6 separate regions of the Homo sapiens genome follow, and regions 2, 3, 4, 5 and 6 are each linked to region 1. The links are chromatin loops, found by intact Hi-C in ENCODE. Cell type or tissue: A673. All regions are shown on one strand. Region 1 overlaps CSRNP3 (cysteine and serine rich nuclear protein 3). Region 2 has its middle 95 kb from the start of GALNT3. Region 3 overlaps CSRNP3 (cysteine and serine rich nuclear protein 3). Region 4 has its middle 19 kb from the start of CSRNP3. Region 5 has its middle 68 kb from the start of CSRNP3. Region 6 holds the start of CSRNP3 (cysteine and serine rich nuclear protein 3).

The links. Hi-C counts contacts between places; a loop is a spot of excess contacts. Peaks named below come from ENCODE experiments on the same cell type or tissue, not always from the same donor. Only the 100,000 strongest peaks of a DNase experiment are listed, where the experiment ranks them.
Region 2: it touches region 1 in a loop (3.0-fold over the local background); 12 of 110 quality-filtered maps call a loop at or near these places.
Region 3: a loop joins it to region 1, with 2.3 times the contacts of the local background. A loop is called at or near these places in 6 of 110 quality-filtered maps.
Region 4: a loop joins it to region 1, with 2.4 times the contacts of the local background. A loop is called at or near these places in 3 of 110 quality-filtered maps.
Region 5: a loop joins it to region 1, with 3 times the contacts of the local background. A loop is called at or near these places in 7 of 110 quality-filtered maps.
Region 6: a loop joins it to region 1, with 4 times the contacts of the local background. A loop is called at or near these places in 10 of 110 quality-filtered maps.

The regions. Positions count from the first base shown.
Region 1 is chr2:165,569,724-165,574,723 of GRCh38, forward strand. All of the region lies in intron 3 of CSRNP3 (cysteine and serine rich nuclear protein 3), which reads left to right. Among named protein-coding and RNA genes, the nearest start is that of CSRNP3, 100 kb to the left of the region's middle. RefSeq lists a silencer at 4,282-4,482. In A673, no CTCF peak of the experiment used is centred here; DNase peaks (open chromatin) are centred at 2,598 and 4,498; H3K4me3 peaks cover 2,954 bases; H3K27ac peaks cover 4,266 bases.
Region 2 is chr2:165,696,679-165,701,678 of GRCh38, forward strand. No RefSeq gene overlaps it. Among named protein-coding and RNA genes, the nearest start is that of GALNT3, 95 kb to the right of the region's middle. In A673, a CTCF peak has its summit at 2,143 (motif pointing left); a DNase peak (open chromatin) is centred at 2,133; H3K27ac peaks cover 511 bases.
Region 3 is chr2:165,632,502-165,637,501 of GRCh38, forward strand. All of the region lies in intron 4 of CSRNP3 (cysteine and serine rich nuclear protein 3), which reads left to right. All of the region lies in intron 1 of LOC124906085 (a long non-coding RNA gene), which reads right to left. Among named protein-coding and RNA genes, the nearest start is that of GALNT3, 160 kb to the right of the region's middle. RefSeq lists enhancers at 1,975-2,554, 2,555-3,133. In A673, no CTCF peak of the experiment used is centred here; DNase peaks (open chromatin) are centred at 1,090 and 2,570; H3K4me3 peaks cover 954 bases; H3K27ac peaks cover 3,331 bases.
Region 4 is chr2:165,448,041-165,453,040 of GRCh38, forward strand. No RefSeq gene overlaps it. Among named protein-coding and RNA genes, the nearest start is that of CSRNP3, 19 kb to the right of the region's middle. In A673, a CTCF peak has its summit at 2,283; DNase peaks (open chromatin) are centred at 2,321, 3,901 and 4,411; H3K27ac peaks cover 3,604 bases.
Region 5 is chr2:165,398,828-165,403,827 of GRCh38, forward strand. No RefSeq gene overlaps it. Among named protein-coding and RNA genes, the nearest start is that of CSRNP3, 68 kb to the right of the region's middle. In A673, a CTCF peak has its summit at 2,655 (motif pointing right); DNase peaks (open chromatin) are centred at 2,674, 3,234 and 3,534; H3K4me3 peaks cover 846 bases; H3K27ac peaks cover 2,198 bases.
Region 6 is chr2:165,467,356-165,472,355 of GRCh38, forward strand. CSRNP3 (cysteine and serine rich nuclear protein 3) reads left to right here and starts at 2,343. Exons shown (of 7, transcript NM_001172173.2): 1 at 2,343-2,385. In A673, no CTCF peak of the experiment used is centred here; DNase peaks (open chromatin) are centred at 2,266 and 4,396; H3K4me3 peaks cover 3,400 bases; H3K27ac peaks cover 4,017 bases.

The DNA of each region.
Region 1 (5,000 bases):
GTGTAATTTGAGAATCTCTGGGGCTATCCTCTTGCCATCTCACTGATTCCAGAGTTTTGATTAGAAGGGTGGGCATATTTTGTAATTTGTTTTTATCCTGAGGCAATTTTATGAGATTTCACATTATAGTACTTCTTAAGTTTAATTCTATTTTTTCTGCATGTATTAGAAAAAAAAAATCACCTCTTACTTCCAAAAATCCTATCTACTTATTATACTTGTTTGTCTGTGTTGTTAGAATAATTTATTTAAAAATTCTTTTAAGCAATCATTAGATTTTATATCATATCTTTCCATTTTATTAATATTAGTTGACAATACTTGGTTAAAGCCAATTTAAAGAACTGAAGTACAAATTATTGCTATAGGTTTCCATGACATACTTTCCAAAGACTTTTCTGTTCCTGGTGTGCAGACTTGAAAACTAAGGCATAAGATACTGGAATAACTCACCAAGGTCATCTATGAGAATAGCCGACCTGGAGAGATTATTACCATCCCGTGATTCATTCTATCTCTTTCTAGTTCTGATATCCACCTTTAAATATCTTTTTCAACATGAATAAATTGTCAGCTTCTTATATTTAAAACCATACACTATAGACTTCCCATTGGAGACTCACAATTTTACTGGCAATGTGTTTTAATTGCTAGCTATTTTCATATTCCTTGTATTTATTTTCTTATTGTTAAATTATTCCTTTGCATATATACACACAAATTTCACATATATGTGGATTTTTTTTCCCAATTTCTCAGCTCTTGTTCTCCCACTCTCACTTTCTAAAAACTTGCAAATAACTTAGTTTTCTGCTGATTCTTTCCTTCCATTGGGCAACCTTTTTATTTCAATGTTTTTGAAGTAATGCAGTAAAAAAAAAAAAAATGGCTGCCTTTTGTTTACTTCCTTGTACATTAGCATGGGTGACATGATCAAATATATTAACTAGGATGTACATATCTTAAGAACCCAGAAGTATACTATAAGCCCTTTTCTTTTAATGCCCCAAAGTTTTGCAGCTTTAGCATAGCTCTAATGCTGTGCTAAAAATGAACATGAACATTTTGGGACAAATGCATTAAAATGGTGGTATCTAAAACATATATGAATATTTCTTTCAATGTTAAGAAAAACCCATCAAAAGGTATTTATTTAAGTCATAAACATTTATTTAAGTCATAAACATTCTAGATCAATGCTAACCCTACAAATAATATCATAAAGAAAGGTATTAACTCATTGTATTTAAAAGCTAAGCTACTTAACCATACTTACCTATTCTGGTTTTAAATTATTTTTAAAACTTTCAATTGACACACAAAAAATTTTGAGTTATAATATTTTTTGCCCCAAAAGAATTTCTTACTAATGGAAGGCTTAAGCAAATATACATATATATGTATATTCACTTTTTAATTACTGAATTATTTATAAGTGCCGTTAAGTTACTATATATCTAACTACTCAGAAAATTTATTTTCTCATCTGTATTTATAGTGCTTCTGACTTTTCCTTCTGTGTGTGTTCTTTGTTGCACTTCGCATGTATTTGTCATAAGATTTTCACTGAGACTTAAAAGTAACAAGCTTTCAAACATCATTTTAATTTAGACAGTCATTAAAGAGATAAGAAATCGATGTTTTAAAATAAGTTCCAATAACTAAATAGTTCTGTATTTGGAAATCCAAATTCCATTTTCAGTTTTTAAGAAATAATTTTATATATTTAAAAAAATTTTTAGAAAGGCAATCTGACTACACACACATACACACACATATTTGTATATATATTAATGTAATATTTGTGTGGTGGAAAATTCCTGTAAATGTTGGATAGTTTTCCCTGAAACTACTTGTTAACATTGAAATCAGATAAGGTAAATCATATGTTTTATTGAGGTAAGCTGTCTAAAATAAGTTACCGCAATTTTAAAAATTAATAAAAACCATATGTCCTTTAGAACTTAAATTGAAATCTGCATTGTTCCTTTAAGTCAGCTGTTCTAGGAATGTGTCATCTTTTGAAAAGATAAATTAATCATCTACTTCATCTATATACATTAATAAAAAAGATTCACCTTCTCATCTACTTTATCAAAAGTAATTAGTATATCTATTTTTATTCACATATAGTATCTTTTAGTGATTGAGATTTTAATTGAGGATATTTTGAAGGAAACAGCAATTATCTTTTTACAAAAAACAAAACACCAAGAAAAAGAAATGCCAGCAATCTAATGGTTAAAACATATTGCCAAATCATTCAGTAGCGCAAGGCTCTTTAATAACATTTGTACAAAAGTACTTTCAGAAAATATGAGATAGGAAATGGCTTTTTGCAAGTTCTCCTTCCTTAAATTATTATTCAACCTCTTATTAAAATAAAATCTAGTTAACTTCTTTTGGAGCTTGCTCAAACATTTTCTATAATAAAAAAAAATCTTGTGAAGGGATTTCCATAAGTTGTGCTGCATTAATGACTTAGAGCAGCTTCCTTATCTGTTATTCCTTCCTCCTAGTAGACCTCAGATGATAAAAATATCCATAGACACAGTGAAGTCAGTGGCACGCCTGGCTCTCTCAGACAAAACTCCATGTGATCACATATAGGCAGCCTCAGTGAGGCTGATGCCGTGCAGCAAGCAGTAGGTAATGAGTCTTTGTGCAGAGTGAAGCTCTTGTTGCTGAACAATAAAGCATATGGTACAAGCAATAAAACACAGGGCTGGGAAATTTAAGAAGATTCCTCTGAACCAGGAAGAACTGTGTCTTCGGTGATGCTGACACATATGATAAAATGATCATTTATTTTGGATCCTAATGAATAAAGAGTGCAAGGACTAAGACTACAGTTATTTGAACAGGTTGGTGATTTTATAAATTACTCCAACACTTCCTTGTGTTTGACTGGATTTAAATTAGAATGGGCTGGTGTGTTTTGCCTTAAACAAAAACTTTGCAAGATATTTGTAGTGTATAATATTAAGGATGCACTTGAATTGACCCAATGCGATTAAATTGTCGATGTAGTCAGATGTGACAGAGAAATGTTGATATCATTATATTAAACTGAAAAGTTATTTAGTCTATTTTAAAAATTTATGGGTAAGAAATAAATTCATCCAATAATTTTTAATCTCCTGTGTATGCAGAAATAATATAAAAGAGAATACTACTGACAAATAGTTCACATAAAAAGCTTCAAAATTATTTTTCCAGTGTTAAAACAATCTGTATTGCAATAGTTTACATGTCTTATAAATTAGATAATATATCATTCAAAATTTGTTGATGTGTGTTAGTATACTGCAAAAGGAAGGTTTGGAATATTTAATTATTTGAATTAAAAAATTTAAAAACAAGGAAATTTTGAAATGTAAATAACACTATTAGAACAATGTATTTTATACTTTAGTAACACATATCTGTATTTATTTGTTGTGTGCTTTTAATTTTTCATGTTATATTTCTTTTGACACATGAAAAAGATTATTGCACAAAACCTTTTATTTTATAAATATTATTCATTGATATTTAGAGAAAAACAAATTTGCTTAATTTTTAAGAGAAGAGATTATTTGATGATGCATATTTTCATTGGCTTACCATTTAGAAAGATTATGTGTCTTTATGTATATTTATAAAATATGTACACACATGACTTTTTCTATGTAGAAAATAACCACTTCTTCCATTTATGAGCAATAGAGAAGTTTATGTTTCAAATAGAGAGATTGTTGTGTGTAGAAAAATAAGGGAAGAAATAACTAGCAAATAATAGCACAACACTGAATATCTTTGCCAAAGACAGACAAGCATTGCTGCTATATGAATCTTTAGATTTAAATACATAGTTTAACTTTGCTCTACATTTTGACTGCTGTATTGTTTTAAAGGCATCCTGGGACCTAAATTCTTTACAATTAATTTTTGGACACCACTTAGGATGATAGTCTCTAAGACACTTGGGCACATTTAACATTTTACAGAATTACTATAGTGACCTCATGTATTTGTGTAGTGACTAATATAAATTTACGCCTGTAAGATGCTGTTTAAACCACAGCAACAAAAAGAAATACCCCATGTGCCTGATTATACGTGCAATATGTATTTGAATTTAAAAAAAAAGCTGTGTTTCAAAAACAAGGGAAGTTAATGAAAATTTAAAATTGGCCTTCCACACGTATTTAAATGAAGCATTTGACTATTTGGGTTTCCTTGGTTACCATAGTCGCTGCTGACAGCTTCTCTTGGTGGGGAGGGAGTAAGCAGTGAGAATAGGACTCTAAAACAAAGCGTTAAAATCGTTTATCCATTAATAGACACAGGGAAATGTGATGCTGACAGCCCAGTAAAACCCGTGCCCACTCCCCATCCTGTATTCCTGCTCTCCCGTGATTCAGGTAGCCTGGCAGAACCGCAGTTCCACAATTCCTTACCCAGCATTCCGTTTCAGCTGCTGGAGGACTGCCTGAGCCTTATGCAAATGAGACCAGCTCGGAGGCTTTGACTGCAGAAGCGAGAGGAGGGGGCAGAAGGGAGTTCAAAGGTCACAGGGCTGGTGGAAAGCTGGATCAGTTGCCTGAAAAAAATGTACTGGGGTTCTCTGCAGCAGTGTTTTGCAGCAGTTAAATGAAGTGTGCTTTATTTCTGAGAGTGAAGATTTTACAGCGTGTGTGCCGTAGTCGTTATATAGTGCACGCAGGTATGGTGACATTTCATGATGCGCCTGATTTTATTTCTATTAAAGACACTGATGGGCATTGGCTATTTTAATTCATCGTGGCAATTGGCAGGGTGTTCCTGGTTTTCAGGATTCCCTTAACTAGTTTATTTTTTTAATTTTCTTCTTCGTATTTCTCTACTTGAAACATGGGTGTTTTGTTCCAATAGAATAATTTCATGTGAGAAAAAACTGGGTTTAGGCTTCTAAATAATTCCATTTCGGGGGTAAGTTCTTTATTGAAGAGAGATCTCTGAGCTGAAACATCTAGAAA
Region 2 (5,000 bases), 130 kb after region 1:
GAAAATAAAGACATGATTTTGTATCCAAGAGAATCCAGAGTAGGAGTTAAGAGAGCAATGGAAAGTCTTGAGCTCGGGTTTTAAAAAGGAACATGTGTATTTACCAGATCAGGAATTTTCCTTCCTGAAAATCAGATCACACATGGAATACCAAGTTCAATTATGGCTACTGCAGTTTAAAAGGAATATCCACTTACTGAAATGTGTTCAGAGGAGAATGATCAAAACAGTAAAGGAGCTAAAAAACACAACAAAGGGCTAGTTAAAGGAATGAATGCTTACACAGAATACAAGTTTTCTTTAGACAGCTAAAGGGGCTTGAAATTATTCCCTGTGGAATCAAGAGACAAAAGTCTAGGAAAACAGAAGTTAGAAGTCTAGGAAGACAGAATATAGGGAAGATAATTTTAATATTAAAACCAAAAGAAAAAGTACTGTAGATATAAATTAGCCAGATGAAGGGGAAAAGAGGCATTTTGGATCAAAGCAGCCATCACAGGCAACCGTGAAAAGTTCAGACTGGCCAAATATAAGACCAATAGAAAGTGGCCGGAAGGGAAAATGACTATGAAGTCAATGTCAGATCATCAAGTTCCTTGTATCTCATGCTTAGGACTTTGGCTATTATGCAGTGAAGTAGTGCCTGGCTTGGCACTTCAAAAGGTGAATCTGACAGCAAGGAAGATAATGGATTAGGGAGAGGCATGAGATAGAAAGCAGGTAAACCAATTAAGGGTAGCTATGATCAATAGAATTCATGTCTGTCTTTCTGCTCATTGTATTTGCAGTACCTGGCATTGAACCTTCATATAAAAGACCCTCAATAAATATCAAATAGATGAATGTTCGAGGAAAGTACCAACGGTTGTCTGAACTAAGCCAATGGCTATGGGAATACAGAGGGGTTAACATTCAAAAGATCTGTAGAAGGTGGAATGGAAATTAAAGGAGAGGAAGAAGTCAAGGATAATAGATTTGTTGATTTGTTCCTAGTGGCATACCTGCTGTGGACCTGAAATACTGAAGGAAAAGTGGTCGGTGGGCAGGTGAAGGGAAGGAAAAAAAGATTGCTAAAGGTCTCATTTATCATCTATGATTAGGCTCTATCTGTTGCTGAAATTTCTCAACAAAGTCTCTACTAATGTGCTTTCTCATCGATGTTTTCTATGCACAAGTTCCCCGTGATTACCAGCACCCTGTCAGTATAGAACAGCCTGTTTCTTTGCTTTTCTCTGGTAAAGCAAAGCAGCAAGCCAATTACTGAGATCATTCAGATGAAAATTTTACTTTTGCCTGAATTAGCCAGAGAATTGAAGCATAAATGGACCTTTTCACTTGACTGATTGAGATAATTGCCTCACTTTTCTAGGGGAGACCTATAGCTGGGAGGCTGTATTTGGTCACCAAAACATGTTTGTAATATACATTATTGACTTTCTTGAAACAACTCTGGTTGGCTAGGTGCCACACTCAAACACTTGCCCTCATCTTTTTAGGTATTTGAAACAATACAGAGAAATACCATGCCTCGGAAACTCAGTGTTGAATTATTTCATTCTTGGGCAGCCTTTAAACACATCAGCTCAGGCCTCCAGAAGAGGTAAAGTGGCACCTAGGGGAGTCTGGGAGAAGGCGGCAGGGCAGGAGCTTGGTTCAGTGGATAAAATGCAAGAAGTGAGAATTAGCTCCAGGTGCATGGGAACAAATGGCTTTTCCTGAAAGAATTGGGTAGGTAGACTTGAAAGAAACATGTAATTTACATTTACTATTGGGAGGGGTGAGAGGGGTTAATAAAGAGAGCTGAGTAGGGGCAGACAATTAAAGCAGCAGCAGGGCTCAGATCAGAGCCTTTTGGCCTGGATCTTGGGTAATAGAAGCATTTTCTAACAGCATGAGACATGGGAAAAGAAGGCTTCTAAAGAAACAGCACAGCATCTGAGCTTTTCTGCAGCTTTTGCTATCTGGTGGCCTGCTATGACAGCCTGGGTGTGTACAGACAATGTGTGGTCAGTACTGACCTACAAAATTCACTGAAAAGCAAGATGTGTATTAGAAAAACTCGTACAAACTTCAAGTCTATGAGGAAAGGTTGTCATGTAAATGTGTCTGTAATTACTTTGTGATGGCTCCCCTTACTGGCCAACGGGCAGAACGTCCTAGATCCTGAAGAGAAGTAGGAGGAGGTAACGCTGAGGCAACCTGGTTAATTTCTAAGTTTCCTGTATTAAAATATATATATATATATATATATATGTGTGTGTGTGTGTGTGTGTGTGTGTGTGTGTGTGTGTGTTGCTAAAATAAATTTTATTATAAACTTATTTTATTAAAATAAGTTTTATTTTCTGAGTATCAAATAAAAACAGAAATCCCAGCCATGATATTTATAAAATCCACCAGTATTATTTTTAAATTTTTTATATTTATTTATCTTCAGTGGGTGTTTAGAGTCTGCGTATGGTTTTGTGACTATAAAAAATATGCCTGCTTTAATTTTTCAATTTTTAAACTTTTATATTACATATAATTTCAAAAGCAATTTGAGGTGATGGATGAGACATACCCACACATCAGGATTGATATATCCAAACAAGCTGCATTTTGGGGAGAGATTATATGCTTACAATAAGGAGGTTTTCATTGTTTAAAGCAACCTTGATTTTTTTTGCATTGTTTCATTGTTTGGAATATTGCTTTAACTGTGGCAAATAGATATACATTAAAAGTATATTCAACATCTTGTAATATCCATAGATCATTCAGAATCAACTATGTTGAACTAGTTGAACTAGAAAAGTTAAAATGTTGTATCCAAAATAATAAAAATGATGCACCTATCTTCTAAACTTTTCCCCAGGATTCCCAAAGAATAATCTTAAAAATGTCAAATAATGTTCCCACAGGCTATGTATGTTGCTGTTTATTTAAATATAAGTACTGGGATATTTTATTTTAAAGATGTTTTGTTTGTTAATATCTCTTTATAGGTGTCATAAATATTTTTATGTATATAAAAATTGGTCTAAGAGGACCAATTGAATTGCTAGTATCAGACCAATTTTTTGCTTTAATATAAACCCAGACTGACATATCTTGTTTACAAACAAATAATATTGGCATGAAAAAAGTCACACCATTACACAGATTTTTTATTTAAGCTGATCCTGCAATAGATAGGATACTCTTGAAATTAGCACTTTACATTAAAATAATTAATTTTCTTCAGATTTTTAAAATTCTTTCTGTACTTTTTTTCATATATGCACAGTATTAGAAGATTCTAAATTTGTTGCTGTAGTAACAAAAACCCCTCCAAACCTCAATGGCTTAAAACATGGTTTCACTCCATGTCTGTCTTCAGTGGGTGAGGTACGCCATCATCCTTTTTCAGGTGCTAAGACTGATGGAGCCTCCACCATCTGCAACATTGCAGGCAGGGGGAGGAAATCAGCTTCTTGTGCCCTGCTTCTTAAAGGTTTCTAACTGGAAATAACACATGTCACTTCCGCTCACATTGCACTGGCCAAAATAAGTTACATGGACAGAAATAGAACTGCATTTTACTTCCTTTTGTCTTAATTGATCCCATCAAAGATGCTTTAATCTTTCAGAGAAAAAAAAAGAAATTTGGGTCATGCTGTCCTACAATGTGTTTGGAAGGAGAACAGAAACATTGCTGAACAGCACCAATAACTCCCACATTCACCCTAACTGAGGAACTTTATCTTAATGCCGGGAAAGGGGACAGTGCTTTCACAGCTGAGAATCCAAAATAGTGACAGGATGTAGGGAAACTTATATTTTGATTTCTTTTTTAACAGAAAGAGGCCTAACATTATATTTGCTGGTTAGGTTTAATGTCTGAACTTCTTTTCAAGTCTTACTTTTTACTACAATAAATTGTGCTTAAATTGAGCTCTCTGGGGATTCCACAGGGATTGATCGATTTGCCTGGTTAGGGCTTTTCAGGATGGATGTCAGGAGTGGGGCAATGGCATGAGAACAGCTGTTTTCAGGGCTCTGGCCTCAATCTTGAGCGTTGCCATAGTGACAGCTGCCCGCAGGAACCCACCGGGAGCCCAGTAGGAGAACTGGCTGCCAGAGCTTTGTATCAGTGTGCCATCCCCAGCCTTTCAGAAACAAGCGTAATGAACTCTTTAGCCAGGGTGTTTCTGCCTACTAACCTAAGGGACAGTTTATTCTTGCTTGAATTGTCAACTGCCAGATGTCAGTTCAGGCAAATCAACTCTATTCCCTCTTTCCTCCTGTACCCTTTCTCTCAGCTTATTTTCATATCAAATTCCACTTTTCCCCATTTTATAGCTACATAATTAACAGCTATTAATAGAGCAAATTCAATTCATAAATTTAGATATAACAAAAAAATCCAAAGATACAAAGTCCTCTAACACAGCACTGCCCAATAGAATTTTCTGTGATGATATAAATGTTTCATATCTATGCTGTTCAATACAGTAGCCACTGGTCACCAAGTGGCAACTCAGCATTTGAAATGTGGCCAGTGCAACTGAGTAACCAAATTATTTAACTGATTTAATTTGAGTTCATTTTAATTTTAAATAGCTACACGTGGCTAGGACTAATGTATTGAGCAACACGGTTCTAGAATCGTATTCAAATCCAGGGAGTGGTACCAGCTAGAGCTGGCCAGGGAGGAGTCACAGTTAGCAGCATTCTCTCATTCAAAGTAGCGTGTTTATTATCTGCTCTAGAGCATATTATTATTATTGCTGTATAAGGTGTGCCCTGGCCTGCCCTAACTGGCTGTTGTAAATTTAATTATGTAGCTAAAGAGGAGGAAACGGAGGCATGATTATCTGGGCCGTTACAGGCAATATCCTCTAGAAGCAAGATTGAAAGGGAAAAGGTGTTACTATTTCTGAATAATATATCAGCCACATTACAGTGATTCTACAAAAGAACTGGATTCTAACTGGAAGTCATCAATTCTAGTCCCAAATTTTATGCTAGTAAATTGT
Region 3 (5,000 bases), 63 kb after region 1:
CTGTCTCTTTAAAAAAAATAACAAAAATAAGGAAACCAAATGTTATTCTCTCTCCCCATGAATGTTCTATCCCTGCAATGGGACTTTACAGCTTTACAGTTACATTTTTAAAAGCTAAACCTAGAAATCAACAAATCTAACCATTTTATGTTTAAATAGAGTCTCCATGAGAATATTTTGATTCATAAAAAGGAACTTAAATGAGTATTTCTTTATGAGACATTTAAATAATTATGGCATGCCCCATGATTCACCCCATCTTTATTTCATTACTGTTTTATCAGAGCTTTGCATTATCAAGTTGAGTTGAAACAACATGGGCTACATGACTTACCAGCTATCAATTTTCGTTTCCTATCTGCAAAGTAGAAATCCGTTATATCATTTCTAAGGCTATTCCAGAAGGGAATAAAGCCTGAAAAACACTTAGCACTGTGGTAGACATGTGAAAAATATTATCTTCCTTACCTTCTTTTTGATATAATCTGTAATATTTGAACATTTTCTTATGTCATACTTTATGCAAATACAGTATTTCTGTCACGTTAAACTTAGCAAAAAACCACCTAAGTGAACTATACACTGATTGTGTAGTTAAGCTTGTTTAATATCTCTTAAAACATTCATCTCAGTTGTTACCTGAAAATACCGATTTAAGAGACTTAAGTCTAGTGATGCCCTATTCCAAAGGACTTAATAATGTAATGTTATTGCTAAAAGGAAGGCAGCCAAGATTGTCTTTTATTGTTTATTTCTATCACTTAAATCACCTACAACTATGTTGGCATAAGGATCACTAAAGTCCTAGAGTAAGCGGATTTATAGTCTCTGTCTTTAAGAAAGAAAGTAATGGCCTATTGTGAAGCCTCGAATTCTGGCATCGATAATATTTTGATTTTGTTATTTTTCTAGGATTTCTTATGAACCTGTGTGGAAAATATTTAGGTATGTTTTCATTACAAAACGAAAGCAATTTCTTCTGAAAATCGCAGCTTCTTTCGTCTTGCTTTGTTCAGCATTCTAATGCCTTTCTTTGTTTTCCACATAAGAACTTCAATCTCCCAGCTCACAAGCTTTCCAAGACTCCCCACTGAGCACAGAACAAAATCCAGTCCCCTGATCCTAAGATTTAAGCTTGAAACCATGCTAGCCTATTCAGCTATTACATGTTGAATACTAGGGCTGCATCTTACTGCTTTGCTCATTTCCTCCTTGCTGAGGACAATGCCTGGCACATAGTAGTTGCTCCATAAATTTCTGTTAAATATAACTAGTTACTAAAATATAGACAGAAGCTCCTCTGCAATCATTCACTATTTGTGGCTCCCTGAATGTGTTCTTCCCCTTACAACCTCTGGGTACTTTCCTGAACTGTTGAAATCCTGCCCACACTTCCAAGACCCTGCTGCACAAAGCCTCTCATGATCTTTCAGTAGTCAAAATTAATTTCTTCATTGGGTTTTCATAACACTCCTTATGTCTGTTACGCTATTAAACCAATTCATTTATTCTACAAATATTTATTCATAGACTATCTTTGTAAAACATTATTTGAGGTCCAGCCCCGTGGCTCACACCTGTAATCCCAACACTTTGGGAGGCCAAGGCAGGCGGATCTCTTGAGCCCAGGAGTTCGAGACCAGCCTGAGTCACATGGCAAAACCCCGTCTCTACTAAAAATACAAAAAATTAGCCAGGCATGATGGTGTGTGCCTGTAATCCCAGGTACTCAGGAGGCTGAGATGGAAGAATCATCTGAACCTGGGAAGTCAAGGCTGCAGTGAGCTGAGATCGCACCACTGCACTCCACCCTGGGCAATGGGAATGAGATCCTGTCCAAAAAAAGAAAAAAAACACACACAGAAAAACATTATTTGAAAAACATACAAAAAACACATATTGAGCACCTGTTCTGTCTGCCAGGAAATATTCTAGGAATGCAGCATACAGTTGTAAATAAGACCGGCGAAGGGCCCTGTTCTTACAAAGGTTACATTCTGGTGGTCAAGATGGATAAGAAACAGACATATGCATAACATCAAGTAGTGATACAGACTCCAGAAAAAATAAAACAGAGAAAGGAAATAAAGAAGATGGATGAGTAAATAGCTTACGGAAGTTAAGGAAAGGATCTCAGAGAAAGGGATATGAATAGCAACCTAGATTACATTAGGAAGTACCCAGGCCCTGTGCTAGGTGCTAATAATTTAAAGATCAGTGAAGCATGTTCTTTGCTTACAACCTGGTGAAGAAACCTACCTGGAGGTGACAACAATTACACTCTAGTGTCTAGAAAGTACTCCAGTACATCCTGCAGAGGAAAGTCATTCTCACACTGGTATGGTTGCCTTGCTATTTGATGTGCATCTGTGTGCCTTACTTTATTGTTATCTCGTCCAGGAAGGAGCCTGTGTTGTTCACTTTGGTATTTCCCCAGAGTGCTAACAGTCCCTGATGCATTCTAGGCCCAGCAGGCTATTGAATCCAGCCAGTGCAGTCCTGAGGGGAGTGTTCCCAGACTTACACTGCAGCTGGGGAGGAGCCAGCCTGGAGCTCCGGGCTTGGTGTTCTCAGCTGAGGGAGCTGATTGCTCTCCCTCTGTGAATTGCTGTACACACTGAGAAGCCCTGCAGCAGCAGATCTGATGAGTGGGAGAGCTGCCAAAGTGCGCAGCCAGGCTGGGCCCCTGGGGTGCCCGTGAGGGCATCCTCTTATTTTCTGTTTGAAAAGCTGACTGAGATCATAGTGGAGACAAGTGGGCAGAACCTAGACAAAACTCATTCTTTTCTCTGTATATTTATAAAAAATGTACCTCAACACCACATAGGACAATCTGATTCCTTTTGATGACAAGAGCCTGCCTCCATTTTACTCCTGGGAAAAGAAGGAGCTTTAAAGGAAAACTTTAAATTCAAAGTCATTGGAAACCCTTACCCTCCTTCCCAGAGGTACATTTGAGACTACAGTCTCTGGGCTAATCAGGTGCTTTAATAGAGGTTAGCGTTTGGAGAGGGCAAGTGAGACAGAAACAGGATTATTTGTGTTCAGGTAAGAACATGTTATCATAGGATGTTCATGCACACAGGACAAATAGAAATGTCGATACCCTATTTTATTTATTATATTGTTTTCATATGATATAATATTGCCTTGTCTAAAGGCAGTATCTTACCTGATGGTAAAACCAGTCTAGACTTGTTTAGTCTTTGTGTTAAAGGGACAGTAAGCTTACAGATGCTTTAGTCATAGGCCAGTACAGCTCACCAGGGTTGTAGGCCAGAACTACACAATTCTATAGGATTAAACATCTATTTGAGAGTTGCAGGTAGTCAGTGCATGACAAACATGCAACTTTCCCTCCATCTCTTTGGTGCTACCCTTCCTTGCTCCATACCCATTTTTTCTTTCCCTCCTCAATTGTTCCTCTGGAGAATTGTAGAGTCAACTCCCACCATGATGCAGAGCCCTTCACCTCCCCACCAGCTTCTGCTTCAAAGCTCACATATCCAAACACACCATGGGGAGTAAGAAATACACCCAAGGGTAAAGAAACTTGTTTATTGCTATAACCCAGTTTCTTAAACTTACGTAAATGAATGCTACTGTTTTAATAGTATTCCTATTAGTGTTAAGAGAAACAATCTCTTCCATTGGCTCAAATGACCTTTCTTGCTCTTATTAGCTATGGCAAGTGACACATTCATATGTAAGCAGATTGGTAACTTACACAGAAGCTACTTAGAAATTGCCTGGATTCTAGGTGCTTAATATATATTTATTCAGTGAATAAATAAATATGAATGCATGTGTGCATAATTGGATGAATGAATGGATAATTTAGGAGTTTATAGATAAGATTCTCTTTGAGTGAATAACATAGGAAGATGATCTGTATGTTTTCAGAGGCCTGTATATGAGGATAACTGTACTAACTCCATCAATAAGACACGTGTCTTGAGATATTTTCCCAGTAATATTGATATATTTGTGTTTTTCTGATCCATCTCCTCCCATTAAGTTCTCATAACCCATAGCATCAACATTCAAGATGGAACAAGTAATCATTATTGCCATGTCTAACTTTGGCTTCACTAGAACTAAATGAACAAATTAATCACATATACTTAACATAAGTAGGTGTGTAACTATAAAAACATACATATGTAATATTTGTATATGTAAGTCATATGCATATTTTAATTCTAGCAAAACTTAATTCTAACAAAAATATGGTTATTGTTTCCATCCATTCTAAAATTTCATCATGCTAATGCTACTACAATTTTATTATTTTTTAAATAATTAGAGTATTAAGCATTAATTAGTTCATTTACTAATTTTTTTTAATAATGCTAGAGCAAAACACATAGATTTGGTTCATGACTGGTGGCTAGGCAATGAGGGCAGTCACTAGGCAGTAGGGTTGACCTCTATGGAAGACAACCAGCATTCCTATTCACAATGTCCCAGGTGTCATGGCATACTCAGTTCTGATCCAGATAGGTTTGGTTGGCTTGTTTTGTTGTTTTGTTTTTGTTTTTAGCTAAAATTTCTGATAGAATAGCACAAAGTATGGCAGAAGGTATTGCTAGATCAAGGCAACAGGTGAGTCACAGAAATATGATTCTAGGTTGATTCAACAAGGCTATAGCCAGAACTCATAAAATAGCTTGAAATTAAAGGAACAAGTCAATGTCCTGAACAGAAGGAAAGACCTTAACATGACTAGGCCTGTCACTAGGAAAGCTTGAGTTCTAACAAGGAAATGGAACGTGAATCCAAAAGCAAGAATGAGGCTACAACTTAATTTGTCTGGGTCTTTATATAGAGATTTGGTGGAAACACTACTACCCAGTGGGTGTGAGTATGCCCTGTGATGCAGAAACAGATTAATTGTATACCTGGCATCACTAATGGAGATGGAGCTATTAGTGTATTTTCAGGCTCACTATCATTGGCTCAGAATTAGGTGGTATTAGTACTCATAGCTGGTCATGATT
Region 4 (5,000 bases), 120 kb before region 1:
GATAATTAACTTTTATAAATGTAGATGCTTTAATATTTAAACTTAAAAGAATACATCTAATGAGGACAACACTTTAAATCAGTGTTTCCCAAACTGTTCTGCAGAACTGGGAACAAACAGTATGCCACACACACATAACAAACAGTTAACACACACATGCACACAGGATTTACTGGTGTGGGAAATGCTGTCTTAAACAAATGTAAACTGGCTTATTTACTCTAAGATTGCAAAAGTTTGTGCTAATTAACATTAGGAGGATATATTTTAACACACTTTTCAAATGTATTCAACCAATCAATCCATTTTGAATGATCATGAGATGAGACTAGTGTTTTTTAAAAAGAACTTCAGAAAATGTGTTCAACATAACGAACTGGGAAGCCACGAACTTCTGAATCCCAGACACAGTTCTCATTCCAACTCCATCACTTTCCCAGCTGCATGACCATAGTCAAACCACTTGATTTCTTGAGTAGAAACAGGATAAATAAAATCTGTCTCACAAAGTTGCTCAGAGATTAAAAGAGATGAATTATGTAAAGACCTTGGAACACAGAGGTCCTCAAGATATTAATAAATCTGTATTCCCTCCCTCCCTTTACTTCCTAGTCTCGTCATGCACATGCATGTGTATTTATTACTCTAATCAGGTTTCCCATATGGATCTTGTTCTTATTTCACTTAATAATTTACTGTGAATATGCATCTGTATGGACAAAGTGCATATGACTTAATAAACCAGCTAGTATCCCATGGTATCAAACATGAGTTTCACTGGACAATCGCTTATTATTGGACATTTGAATTCTTTTCAAATTTTCCTTTTTTAAACAGCTTTGTACGAACAGCTTGGAACAAATTACTTGTTTGCTTTAAGATTATCTTCTGGGAATACATTCCCCAAAGTGAAATTACTAGGTCAAAGGAAAAAAAAACATTATATAGCTTTTTGTTACAAATAGCTTTGCAGAAAATTTGAATCAATTTACAATGGCATTTAAAATATATGCCTACCTTTTTACCGTAACCTGTCACCAATGGATTCTTATAGCTTTTGCTCATTTAATGGATATGTAATGATATCTTAACTTTTTCTTAAGGCAATTTTATTAATTCTGTGGATTTTTTAGTATGCTACTTTAATATCTTATTTTTGTATGTTCAACCTGTTTCTTTTACTCCTTTGGTATTTATTGACTACCATCTGAATTTTATGACTATGGAACCTACAGACAACCTTATGCTTTAGGGCAAATATTGTAACATATAATAACTGCTTCTTTAGGACAACTAGCAAGCTTTGTCATGTGACTCCCATCCTTCTCTGTCCCACCACTTCCCCTTGCCCATCCCACTCTCTGAGGTTGATAGAGCTTCATGGATCTTACATTTTTTTAGTACAAGAATGATACTACAGAATATCCAGTGCTTAAATCTCTGTTATGGCTGGCCAAGAGTGTTTGTGATGTCAAAATTTCTTTTAAAATCCAGAAGAGTCATGATCCCCAAACTTACATCAATAATTCACAACTATGGGTATGCTGTTAAATGAAACTCTGATAATTTAAACATTAACATGGAGAGGGACTACACTAAATTCTGTAAGATAATTCCAAAGGACTATCTATTTCCACATATTGTCAAGCTCTGCCTATGGTATGTTTTCCCCATTTCCGAGGCAACTTGACTTCTACCTGCCCTATTCTTTAGGAGCAATCCTGACTGTAGACAACAGGTTCCATTTCATAGCTAAGTTACTGGTCTTACTCATCCAGTCTTGATCTGTAATTTCAGTATTGATTATTAGTCTATCTGCCTGAAACCAAAAGATTAAGGGCCCCTATTTGCCCCTCTCAGGAATAGTTGACTATTCCTCAAAACTGAAGCGTATTAGTGGGGATAGTGTTGGTCTTTAACCTGTTGGCTGACTATAGATACTGACTTCCTAACTCTCTTAAGCCTTAGCAACTATGATGTTACCTTATTATTTACTAACAGATGAAAAGCTAGGTGAATCATAATCCAAAATCTGAGGCTCTACCATTGTTTTCCAGAGAAAAAAGTGTGTGTTATTTACATGGCACACAGAAAAGCTCTCTCTTGCCAAGGTGCACAAAATAAGGACTCTCATATGCATATGCACAGCTCAAATACTGCCTTCTTTAGGTTGGGGAAACATGCATGCTTTGTAAAGGAACAGGCATGTTAAGGACTGTATACTGAAAGAAAAGAGGCAAGAGAAAGAACAATGATGGTAATAACCAGCAATCATTTGCAGAAACACTTCACTAGATGTCACCCCGCACTGAAGTCAAGATTAATGTTTTTCTGACAGAACACTAGCAGGAAGGTGCTGTTTCCTGCCAAAGACTCTTACTTCTCTCTGAGCTTAAATTGGTGGAATATCTGTGTGCAGAAAATGATTCCAAGTCATAAAGCTAACTTTTGGCTTTAAGAAAAGGATTTCAATGTTCATGAAGTTTTGACATTTGAGCAATGATGTATTATGCTAAATTATTAAGTAATTTTATATAATGCATACTTATTATATAAAACTTTGAAAATGCAAATAGGCATAAGGAAATTTTTAAAAATTACCTTATCTCCATAAATAAAAATTTCAACATTTCAATATATTCTTCTAGAACTTTCTCTACACACACACACACACACACACACACACACACACAAACGTTAACTTATATGTACTCTTTCAATGTCAATAAATAGGTTTTTACTGTGAATATACAATGCCATTTACATGGCACAATAGTGTTCTAGTATTTGTTCACCAGTTTCATACAATTATTGATCCTAGAAGCTTGAGATTCTACTGTGTTGAAAAAAGATGTGAGCCTTAATGCACTTTACTCATGTGTTTTATATTGATGTGTATGGCATCATCAAGTCTTACTTCAACCATTTTAGCATTTTCCTTTGAAGTTATCATGCAGATCTTAAAAACAATCTGATAGTAAGCTGTCTATATCCACGTACTTAATTTAAAAAATCTCTTGTTTACTACTAAGATTTTAATTCTAGGGAAGAAAAATGCTTGCTTGGGGTGAGTGAGCATTCACTCTGAGGAAGCAAGATATGACCCTGGATCTTATCTGACTGTAGGTGGGATTGGTCAGTGGGGGAAATCTATGGACAGGTTTTGTGTGTATGTCTTTTACTGGGAAAAGACTCATTCTACATGGTTTTTCAAAGGGATTAGTGAAATATTTTTAAGAGCCAGATGTTTCTGTGTTAAATTCCTAATGGGGTTAATTCACACAAATTACCGAATTTCTCTGATCTCATTTTCCCACCTGTAAATGTGAGGTCGTAATACCTATCTTGAAGTGTCATTGGAATTAAATGAGCTCATGCCTTTAAAGTTCTTGTTCATAAATGCACCAGGAGTTTATTTCTTATTCTATAAATGCATCTTTCCCTTTTTCAGAAATATAATTCATGATCACTCCCATCAGTTGAGTGAATGAGTAAATAATACACGATTAACTCTGGAAAATGCTTAAACATATTTTATCTAACTGCACAGCAATGAGTAAACAATACTGCTGCTGTTATTTCTATGTGGCTTTTATCAATATGCTTTTGATCTGTTTGCTATAAGCACTATACATCCTTATGATTTTTCTCTTTCTCTGACATTTTTTCCCTCTGTCTTTTAATTCTTTCCTACTTGGCAACCTAATGAAATCATTAAGACCATCATGAAATAGGTCCTATTGGGTTATAAATATATCATTTCCATTTCTATTGATATTTGCCATGCGTTTGTGGAATCCGTTGTTTGGGTTTTGAAAGAAAATAATGAGGTGATCACTCTGACAGCTCACCCTCCACACTGTACGATTGCTTGAGTAACGATAGGAAAGTGGTTGCTTTTCTTTGACAAAGCTTTTTTTATTATCTGGCCCAGTTCAGCCTCATAGCTTTAGTTGCAACTACTCAGAAACTGAAGGAATAAAGTAAGAAAACTTCCTCTATCCCTTCTCACTAGAACACGCATACATCTTTTTAATATTTTCCCAGAGTGGATATTGTGTTTAAGGAATGCTGTATTGATCTTTTGTAGTATCTTTATCAGAAATAGTCTCTTTCGCAGGCATGCTATTAAATAGAAAACACACCACTGATCTTGACTTAGCACAGAAATAAATGAATAAAATGTGTGTGCTTGGGGATGGGGTATGTACATGTACTTGATTTTATGTATATAAAATTCAATTGCTTCTCAAAATTTATCCACCTTATAAAAATAATAAGGGAAAAAACTCGGCGAGGTGGGAATTGGCTAATCTCTATTTGCCAGCCTTGCTATTATACAATTCCTTCCTTCCTTCCTTCCTTCCTTCCTTCCTTCCTTCCTTTCCTTCCTTCCTTCCTTTCTTTCTTCCTTCTCCCCCACCCTCCCCCCATTCCTTTCTTTCCTTCTTTCTTACTTTTCCCCCCAGGTTGGTTTCTTTGAATGTTTCCAGAAGAAGTTATTAGGTGGCAACTTTCATCTAAGCCTTCAGTGCTCAGCATTTCTGCTTTTACCTTGGGCACTGTGCACATTGTGGCACCCAAGCTGTTGTACTATTTTAAGCTTTACTTGCTCAAACTGCTTTGCTGTTCACTACTGCTGCAACATCAAGACCTAAAAATTTTAAAGAGAGGTCAACACAACCACATTGTTCCTTTATTCGGTGTTGTTTATGGAGTGTTTAATATGCACCAGTTACTACTTTTGTGATGAAATGCTCATTTCTATTATTAAAGTCTTACTATTAAGTGTATTTATTCTCACTTCTGGAAGAAGAAAATCTTTTTTCATACTATAGTATTATATATTATATTTAATATATACCCTAAAATAAATTTTCTGCTCATTGCATCAGGCATGAAACAAACCATTACCACATGCTAACAATATTTCTACAGTGGAGGTGATACCAAGGACAGTAGCGGCAGAGGGAAAGGAGACCCTGAAGCTCAGTGTTTCT
Region 5 (5,000 bases), 170 kb before region 1:
GAAAGGGAAGCAAGGCACACCTTATATGGCAGCAGGAGAGGGAGAGAGTGTGAGGAAGTGCCACACTTCAAAACCATCAGCTCTCGTGAGAACTCACTCACTATCACTGGAACAGCATGGGGGAACCACCCCCATGATCCAGTCACCTCCCACCAGGTCCCTCCCTTGAACATGGGGTTTACAATTCAAGATGAAATTTGGGCTGGGATACAGAGCCAAACCATATCACTTAGTTTTCCCAAAATATTTAGTTTTTTATTCTTTTCTGTATTTTCTACTAATCTATGGATTATTTCCCTTCTGCCTGAAAAAAAGATTCTTTTTAATATTTCCTTTACTATGGGTCTGCTCTTACTGACTCTCTCAAGTTGAATTTGTCCCCTAATTTTTTAATTTTCACTTTTGAAAGATATTTTTACCAGACATGAGTACCAAGATACTTTTTCTATTTTAGCATTTTGAGGTGACAGTCATTGTCTTCTGTAAAAAGAATTTCAAGAAACCCCCAAAACCATAATTTTCATGAAAATGAACACATGACCACATGTCAAAGATTTCATTTAACTCATTAATTAATGAGAAAATCCATAAGAACTAAACAACAGGATTAAAGGAGGATTTGACTTATAGAGATCCATGAACTCTGCTTGACAACTTTTATTTGCTTTGTCATGAACAGGAATCATTTCCTGGCTACAGGTAAAATTATCAGAAACAGAGGCTCTGTGGTCTCTTGATGGAAATTCCTTCTCTAAATGTTGCTTCCAGATGTCTCTGATCTATTGGTCTTTTGGGCAGTTTCATACCCTGCTTTCTACCCCTCCCCATGCCAAAACTCCAAAGAAATTCTGAATCCTCTTTTGTGCTAGGTGCAGACCATGTGGCATTGTAGCCATGCTCTTAGCCTCCTCCTGTACCTGCACGATGGCACCAAGGCTCTCCAGGGCTATGCTAAATGTGGGTCATTCCTCAGCATCTTGCAATTTTCATGGTCTATGTTCTGTAAAGGGAAGAACGTGCCCTCTGCTTGTGAGTCCCTTAAATGTTTCTATCTTTGAACGTCTACCACCAGCACCACCCCCAGTTCTAGTTTTAATCATGAGGGAGGAAAATCAGATCACTCATATATAATCCTTTACTCTTAATTTTTTTCTCTTACTTTCCAGCATCTAGCAACAGTTATTTTCCTTCCCTTTGAGGCAGGAATTTTCTTTACATAATATACTATTCTTTGTATTCTGGGATCCATACTTTGTTCAATTCTTTGAACTCTGGGTCTTAATATGCAAAAATCTGACATTACTATGGATTTATAAATATCAAATTAGAAGGTGAGTGATGTTTTTCTATTGTTGATATAATTTTTATCTGAATTCCTATTCTTTGAAAGAAAAGGCTTCATGGTCTTCATGATGCACAGGATTCAAGAAAAGGAGAGAAATTTACCAGAAAAGTAAAATGCAATAGCAGACAACTCAAACACTACCTTAATATAAACAAATACATGCACCTATATTTTTAATTTGATAAATCTTATAGCATACTATTGGAGCCAGTCTTCAGGATGTTAAGAGGGATTATCACCTCATTCCCATTTCTAGAAAGGCTTTATATAAAGAATTGGCATAGAAAGAACCACAGTTGTGTTTAATAACTATTGTCATTTTTTTCAATACTAACCAGCACCTTTTGACAAACCTGCCAATATTTTAGAAAACCATATTTTGATGTACCTGATTGCCCTTTTTTGACAGTTCCTCAAAAAGTTTAACACAGAATTATCCTATGACCCAGGAATTCTACTCCTAGGTATACACCCAAGAAAAATGGAAACATATGTCTAATATAATCCTGTACACAAATATTTATAACAACATTACTCATAATAGAAAAAAAGATGGAAATAACCAAGTGCCCAGCAATGGATGAATAAACAATTGTGGTATATTCATATGACTTATTCAATCATAAAAGAAATGAAGTATTGATACATGCTACAATTTGGATGAATCTCAAAGACATTATGAGAGGTGTAAAAAGCCACACACAAGAAATCACATATTATGTGATTACTCTTATATACCCAGAATGGGCAAATCAATAGAGATAGAAAGTAGGTTAGGCTGGGCGTAGTGGCTCACACCTGTAATCCTAGCACTTTTGGAAGGCCAGGTGGGGAGGGTTGCCTGAGCTCAAGAGTTCCAGACAAGTCTGGGCAATATGGCAAAACTCCATCTCTACAAAAATTAGCCAGTTATAGTGGTGGGGGCCTGTGGTTCCAGCTACTTGGGAGGCTGTGGCGGGAGGATTCCTTGAGCCCAGGAGGTTGAGACTTCAATGAGCCTTGTTCCTGCCACTACACTCCAGCCTGGGCAACAGACCAAGACCCTGTCTCAAAAAATAAATAAATAAAATAAAAATAGATTAAAGGTTACTGGGGGTGGGAGGACAGCCGAATAGGAAGTGCTTACTTAATGGTTATGGGATTTTTTCTGGAGTAATAAAAACGTGAAACTACAGAAAGCTTGTACTTGCACATGTGGCTACAATAAATACTAATGAATTGTACACTTTAAAATGGTTATGTTATTTGAATTTCACACAAAGGTAGTTATGTGGGAAAAGTAAGTTATTATTGCAACCCTATCCACTAGAGGGCGATGCTTCCATTAAGAAACATGACTCGTAAATTCGGCTGGTGGAAGAAGGGCAGTTAGCCTTGCAAATACATTTTCTGCTTATTTTGCAACTATTTTAGGTGTAAAACAATTAAAGTAAATATCCACTTTGGAAACATTGCTGGAAAAATAATGTTTACATTTGAATGTGTCTCTTCAAGAAAAAACAGTTTGTGAAGCATTTGTACTGAGAAAAGATTTCTTTCCTTGGGCATAGATCTCATAGTGCAAAAATTAAACAAACATGAGCAAATTATGAACCTAAAGACATGGTTAATGGAAAGGATCTCAGCGACTAACATAAAACTGAATGAGCAAAGTGTTGAAGTATTCATATCAATAGAGAGTTTCAAGTAACTTTATCACTATAAGTACTTGAGAGTCTTGAAAGTGTTTATCCACATTTTCATGAGCACGGCAAAATTTGGTTGTCTAACTCAGCACGTGTCTTAAATTCTGTCTCTAATTCAGAAATAATTCATCACTTAGTAAAGCTACATTTCTTGAAGGTGCATCAGGAATAAAATAATTAACTCATCATATACCAGAGATCCTGTGGCCAAGGGTTTTAAGAGAGTAACACAGGAAGTGTCGTGCATGCTCATGTGTGGAACACTTATTTTCAGCTCCAAATTCACACAATAAGTTATTCTCCCTACAAAGGGAATGTGTTTCTGCCACTGTTCACAACAAAATTGCAAATGTAACAGAAAAATTAGCCAAGGAAAACATAGTCCCTAAAGTAAATCTGATCCAAAACAATCTGATTAAATCCATAGAATTATAGCATTGTAAAGTCATTCTTGGGTTATTTATAAAGTCAGCAGTCAGCATTTCCCAAGGCATACTAATAGGAAGCAAATCCTTGCTCAGGAGCCAGCTGATAAAGACTATAAAGCTTATCCTCGGAGCAAAACCAGAATGATGTCACTACTAAGTCCTCCATAAAATAAGAAGCAGGCGTTTTAGTGCAGGTAGTTTGGGGCAAGAATCAATACGTGGCTTGGGAAGAGAGTCCAAAAATCCAGAAACATAAGCTTAATCCTAGGCTTTTCTTTAGAAAGGTTTGGATGTATACCAGAACCTACTTTGTAGTCAATATAAGAAATCATATACTGTATATATTTTCTAAGGTGTCTCAGTTTATTCATTTTAAAAACAAACAAATGGATATCCTTTTGTCATCTTTATGACATAATCTTCAGATATTGTTATTTATTATAGCATACTGGTTTTCAATTGTTAAATAACCACACATGCAGAGGCCCAGACAACACATCCAGTATTTATTATCCTACAGTTTCTTTGGGTCAGGAGTCTGGGTACAGCTTACCCGGGCCCTCTTCTCAGTCTCACAAGGCTGCAATCACAATGTCAGCCAGGACTGGAAGCTCATCTGAACCTTGGAGTTCTCTTCCAAGTTTAAGCAGCTGATGGTAAAATTCGTTTCCATCAGCTTTAGAACCCATGGCAGTTAGTTTCTTCAAGACCCAGGAGAGTTTCACTGCATCAAGTCTTTGAGCTCAGGGAAGACCTAAACCCTCTTTTAAAAGGCTTATTTGATTTGGTCAGGCTATCCAGTATAATCTCCTTTAGACTGACTCAAAATCAAACTGTTTCAGCACCTTAATTACATTTGCAAAATCCCTTCACTTTTGTCGTATTCTATCAGCTGGAAGCAAGTCACACATTCTGCCCACATTCAAGTGGAGGGGAGTATAAGAGGGTAGTGGTCTAAGGTGAGTCGGCCACATGTAAAGATAGCTGGATTAGACGAAACCTGACTATCCTAATCAAAATTGTAATGGCTACACAGGACAGGCCAGGAAGAAAGCATCTTCTGCAACCCTCCCTTCATTATAGAGCAACAAGGCTTCTTTCTGTCCAGTGGCTACAAATATCACCCAAGCGAGTATTACCAGTCATCATACTTTATGCCTTCACACTAGCATACTCATTCATGTGTACTACAAATAAACTTATGTTTCCCCATCAGACAATGCCCTAAGCATTGAAAGTTAAAATGGTTTTTATCCATTTATGTATTCATTATTTGTGCCACTACAGGGAACGTTTGGGTTAGAAGCAAGCAGCCTGATTTTAAAAATTGAAATTAAATTTCTACCAGTACCTTAGTAGGAAAATCAAGTCGAAGTTATCTAGTCATAGTTTTGGCATGTCTCTTTTATTCAGGATATGAGGAATTGCTGGAGCTTTTTTCTTTTTTGCAGTTTATCCTATTAAACACACACACACACACACACACACACACACACACACACACAGAGCACAGTAAGTTAATTCCTACACCACTTAACTTTG
Region 6 (5,000 bases), 100 kb before region 1:
CTTCTGAGTATATGCCCAGAAGAGAGATTGCTAGATCATATGGTAGTTCTATTTTTAATTTTTTTACAATCATCCATACTGTTTTTCATAATGCTGTAGCAGTTGACATTCCCACCAACAGTGTACAAGAGTACTCTTTTCTCTACACTCTCTCCAACATTTATCTGCAGACATTTTGATAACAGCCGTCCTAATAAATATGAGGTGGTATTTCTTAGTAATTTTGATTTACATTGCCCTGAGGATTGGTGATGCTGAGCATATTTTCATAAACCTGTTGTCCATTTTTATGTCTTCTTTGGAGAAATGTCTATTTGGGCCTTTTGTCCATTTTGTATTGGGTTTGTTTTTCCACTGTTAAGTTTTATGAGTTCTTTATAAAATTTTTATATTAAACCCTTAGGGTGCTCATTTATTTTCATTACTTTAACCGAACCCTAGATGCTGGGGGTTCCAAATTGAACCTACATCCCAGCCTTATTTATGAGTTTAACTGACTATTTAATATTTTAATCTGGATATCCAAAAAGTTCAAAACGTTCAAATTAATTTTGTTATTTTGTTCCCAAATCTCTAAATCTCTCTTTTTTTTTTTTTTCTGAGACAATGGCATCATCATCTAAACAGAAGAAATCTGGTTAGAATTTGTGCCCTGCAAATACTTGCCTACAAGTCTCTGTCTACAATCACACTTGACATATAAATCACCTGGGAGAGCTTGCTAAAAATGCTGAGTCAGAAACTCCTCAAATGCTTATTCATTAAATCTGGAGGAGGCCCATGAACCTGCATTTTTAATGAATCTTCCCCTAGTGGTTCTGATGAAGATGGCCCCGAACAACTATTTCTAAAAATGCTGTCTGTCCTAGGGATTCCTCCAGTTATTCCTAGCAATAGGACCACAAAGGCTTTGAAAGCATTTTTCACAACAGAGGACTTGGCGGTGGGAATAAGCGATAGTTTAGTCTTCCCCATAATCTTTAGCAGAGCCTCCCAAAGCTACTCTAAATAACAGTGCAAACTAAGCAAAATCAGTGCACTCCTATCTAAAGTTAGTATCAGTTTAAGTCACCAGCCATTCCTTTCCTAACAATATTGACACCCCAAGCCCTTCCTGTACAGATATTCCTGGACTAATGATTTGCCACCATGCCAGTAACTCTTAAAGAATGCTTGCTTGCCCTTCCCTCTAATTTTACTCCCTTTGGCCTTATTCCCATGAGGACACATTACTGATTTAAGAAATTGAAGAGCAAGGCTTATAAATACCTCAAGTAGCCAGTACATACCTCTATAGTGGTGATATCTACTGTATATGTCTTTCTAAGGAAATTTTTCAGACCACCTCCACTAGAGGAAGCTCAATTGAGAGAATTTTTATCATAAAGATCCCTGGTTTGTATTACAGTATTTTAAAAATTAAACTGTTTGAAACTGGATGAATTTGCTTTATTGCCTTAAAAAATCCTAATTTGGTGTTTTCTTTAACTGTCCTTTAATGCATGTTATGCCTCTAGGTTCAGAAGTGAAATGATTTTTGTTTAAGTTTATTAGAATAAAATTGGAGTTCAGCTGGTCACTTTGAGGCATGGCAACCAAGTGACTGATCTCTTTTTAATCTTTAATAAGTTCCATTATTCACAAATTGATGGCATTTAAGGAATCTGAAGTAATGCAAACCACATAACTGTGAAATATTTGAATATTCTAATGCTCAGAATGAAATATTTTTCATACTGATTAGGCCTCGAAACTGCGTTTGAATGAAAACATTGTCAAACAGAGGTTGTAGTGCAAATAATATAAAACATAAGTATAAAGGGTGTTGATTCATTTTAATTCTATCTCTTTGCAAACTGAATATGCAAAATGTCATCTTGATGTTCAGTCTCCCTCCTCTGTCTGCATATCAAAATGTATAATGAGGAGGTACACTTTTTTCACTGAGAAAAATCAGTGGGAACTAAAAAACAGGCAATTTACCTAGGTTTTACTATGAGCATTTTGCTTTGATTTCAGGTAGGTGAGGCATTGATTAACTTTATTTTTCTAAATCCAAAGCAAGACTTTTTACTTCAGCTGAGGTCATCTGCAGACATTTTCCATAGTTGGGAGCTATTTTTTGAAATATCTTGCATCTCTGCTTTTCTCTCCATATTTCTTTTCTCCACTCGCTTCCTCTCTCCCAGCTGCAGGGATTCGTCCTCTAAAAGAGTGGAGGTGGGAGGGAACAAGAAATGGAAGCAAAGCAGGGAGCATGAGCTAGAGAATGCCAGGATCTGGCTTTTGTTATTGGTTGGCTGCCGCCTGATGGATAGACGAGGGAGGAGTGTACTCTCTTCAGTGTGTTCTGACGGAGCCGAAGTACAGAAACCATATTTACAGGTAAGAGCGAAAAATAAAAAAAAAGAAAAGAGAATTCTTTTTTTCTTTAAAAGAGAATGCTTCTTAATTTTTACGGAAACAATTTTATAGTAGGAAAATTATTCTGAGGACATTTTCTGAAAGTGTGTCCCTTTTATTACTTGAGGAAGCTTTGCAATGAGCTTGCTGTTCTTTCTCTCTGCAAAATCCTTAGCTGATTAAAAACAAAACAAAACAATCACCAGAGGCATGTCTTATCCTAAATAACTTTCTATGCAAGTGTCACTGAAGCAAAATTAATAGATAAAATGAATCATCATGTGTCTCTTCAAAAATGTTTAATTCAAGCTTGTTACTAGGAATCGCAGGAAGGATGAGAAAACCTCGGTAAATTCCACAGGTCCTGAGAAAATGGAGCCTTCTGTGAATATACAATATAAAATTTCATGTGATGGCTTTTAATATTGACAATACAGTAAAAGGCTTAGGAAAACTATTTTTGCAGGTTGTAGACTCTTTTAGCATTAATTTAGAATGAATGATTTGTGTGCATTTAAGCCCTGTTATTTAACTTACTCCTCTTGATAAATCTCATGTTGTTCAATATTTGCATTATTTTATTCAGCAAACTTTAAGCTTATGTGATAATTAAACAATGGTTTGTCTCTACTTGTTAACTTACATGGAGCCATTTTTATTTTAAAGCACAGAAACCTAATTTTGAAAGATTAAACATTGCTGTAAAAAATAGCATCTTAACAGTCATGTTTCATGGGTAGTTTAATTTATCAGTCAAACACATCTAGATAAGAATTCCATCAGAGCATTTATATTGTTGATAATATCTCTAGGCAATTTTTTTTTAGCAACTTTACTAGGTGCTTGTATCTCCTAATATGGTCCTTTATATTGCCTTAGGGAAAAAAGGGACAAGTTCTAAGTATGTAGAATAAATAACACACTTGCAGTAAAAACATACAAAAAAACTGAACTCCCAGTCACTTAATTCTTTACTTTAATTCATAAATACAGGTCATTTAACGGTGGTAGAACCTCATTAAAATTGAACTTTCAAGAATTATGACTGACTTCAGTACACTGGCCATCGATTAATACCTGTTGATTATAATAATAAAATAAAAGTCTTTCAATGAGGTAAATAATTTGTTCCTACATATTTTAATACCTTTTTGAATGAATCAAAACTAATAGGAATGACTATATAATTTCTAAATATTTTTTGCTATTGTTTTTCTTTTTGTTTATTGTTTTTCAAATTTTTTTATTTATTGTACTTTTTTTGTTTGAGAGATTTTGTCTTTGAATAAACAGACACAAATATAATAGTTCTTGGAAAATTAAAATGAGTGAGAAAATTGCTGAATATTAGTATGGATTATCTAAATGAATTGAGAATTACCTTAAATTTCCTAAAAGTACTAAATATAGTTAATAACATGTTTATATGGTTAAGTGTCATAATGAACCAAGTAAATATTCTGGTATGGTTGATTTTGAACTGTTTCTGGATTTCAAAAATTATTACATAATACTGAAATTTTGGCATGTTTCTAATTATTGATGGATCTTTCCGATTTTGTTTTTTTAAGCAAAACAATGGTTGAAATTAATCCACCCCTCACCCCAAGATTGAAATTCAAGGTGATATATAAGACCAGATATTCATCTCCTAAAATGTATTAGAGGAAATAAATCAATGCAGCTATATTTTTTAGAAATTATAAATTCTGAGTAAAGCTACCTCCAGGAATGAAGGGGAATTGATGAAAATTAGAGAGCAGAGTTCCACATGGTTTTAAATTATTCTGTTTCCTTGGAAACCAGCTGCTGCAGATGCATTTTGCTTTCTTTGGCTAAAAATATCACCCTTTTAATAATCACTAAGGGAGAGGACTGAATAAAACCAGAGTATATTGTTGCTGCTTTTTATAATTTCCTTAATGGTTCACATATTTTGGATGAAAAGTAGATAAACCCTTTCTCAATCAGCATTTCCTATCAGCCACTGGCAGACGTCTGCAAGTCTTATAAAAATGAGACAACTGGGGTAGCTTTTACTGCAGAGTCCACAGGAAGAGATAGAGAGAGAGAGAGAATGTGTGCTGGAGTGGAGACAAGAGAGAAAAAAAAAGCATGAAAGAAAACAGTTAAGAGGTTACTGTCCAAGTGAAGGATGAAACAAGGCAAATGAAAACCATGTAAGGCTTTCAGTGAGAAATGGGAAGGCATCACCATTTTTTTTTCCTTTGGTACAAACATTTTTAAGATTTAAATGTAGGTTTTTAATGGAGCTCACTATATACAGCTTTGTCCCCTTTTCACAACACTCTTTCCTTTTTCTCTTTATGTTTGCAGTGGTTTGCAATATAATGAATAATACAATAAATTAAGAAGTATTTTTTAATGTATCAATCACTTTAATCATAAAGAGAGAAGCTTGGTATATGTCCAGGCTATGGATAGTGAGGAGCATTCAATACACATTTTGACATTAGAATAAGAATTTTTTAAACTTAACGTCCAAACCATGTTTCATTAATGCAATTATTTCCTTACCTTTGTAATCTATTTAATATGTATAAAAAATTACACATTCCAACAACCTAAAAGCTATT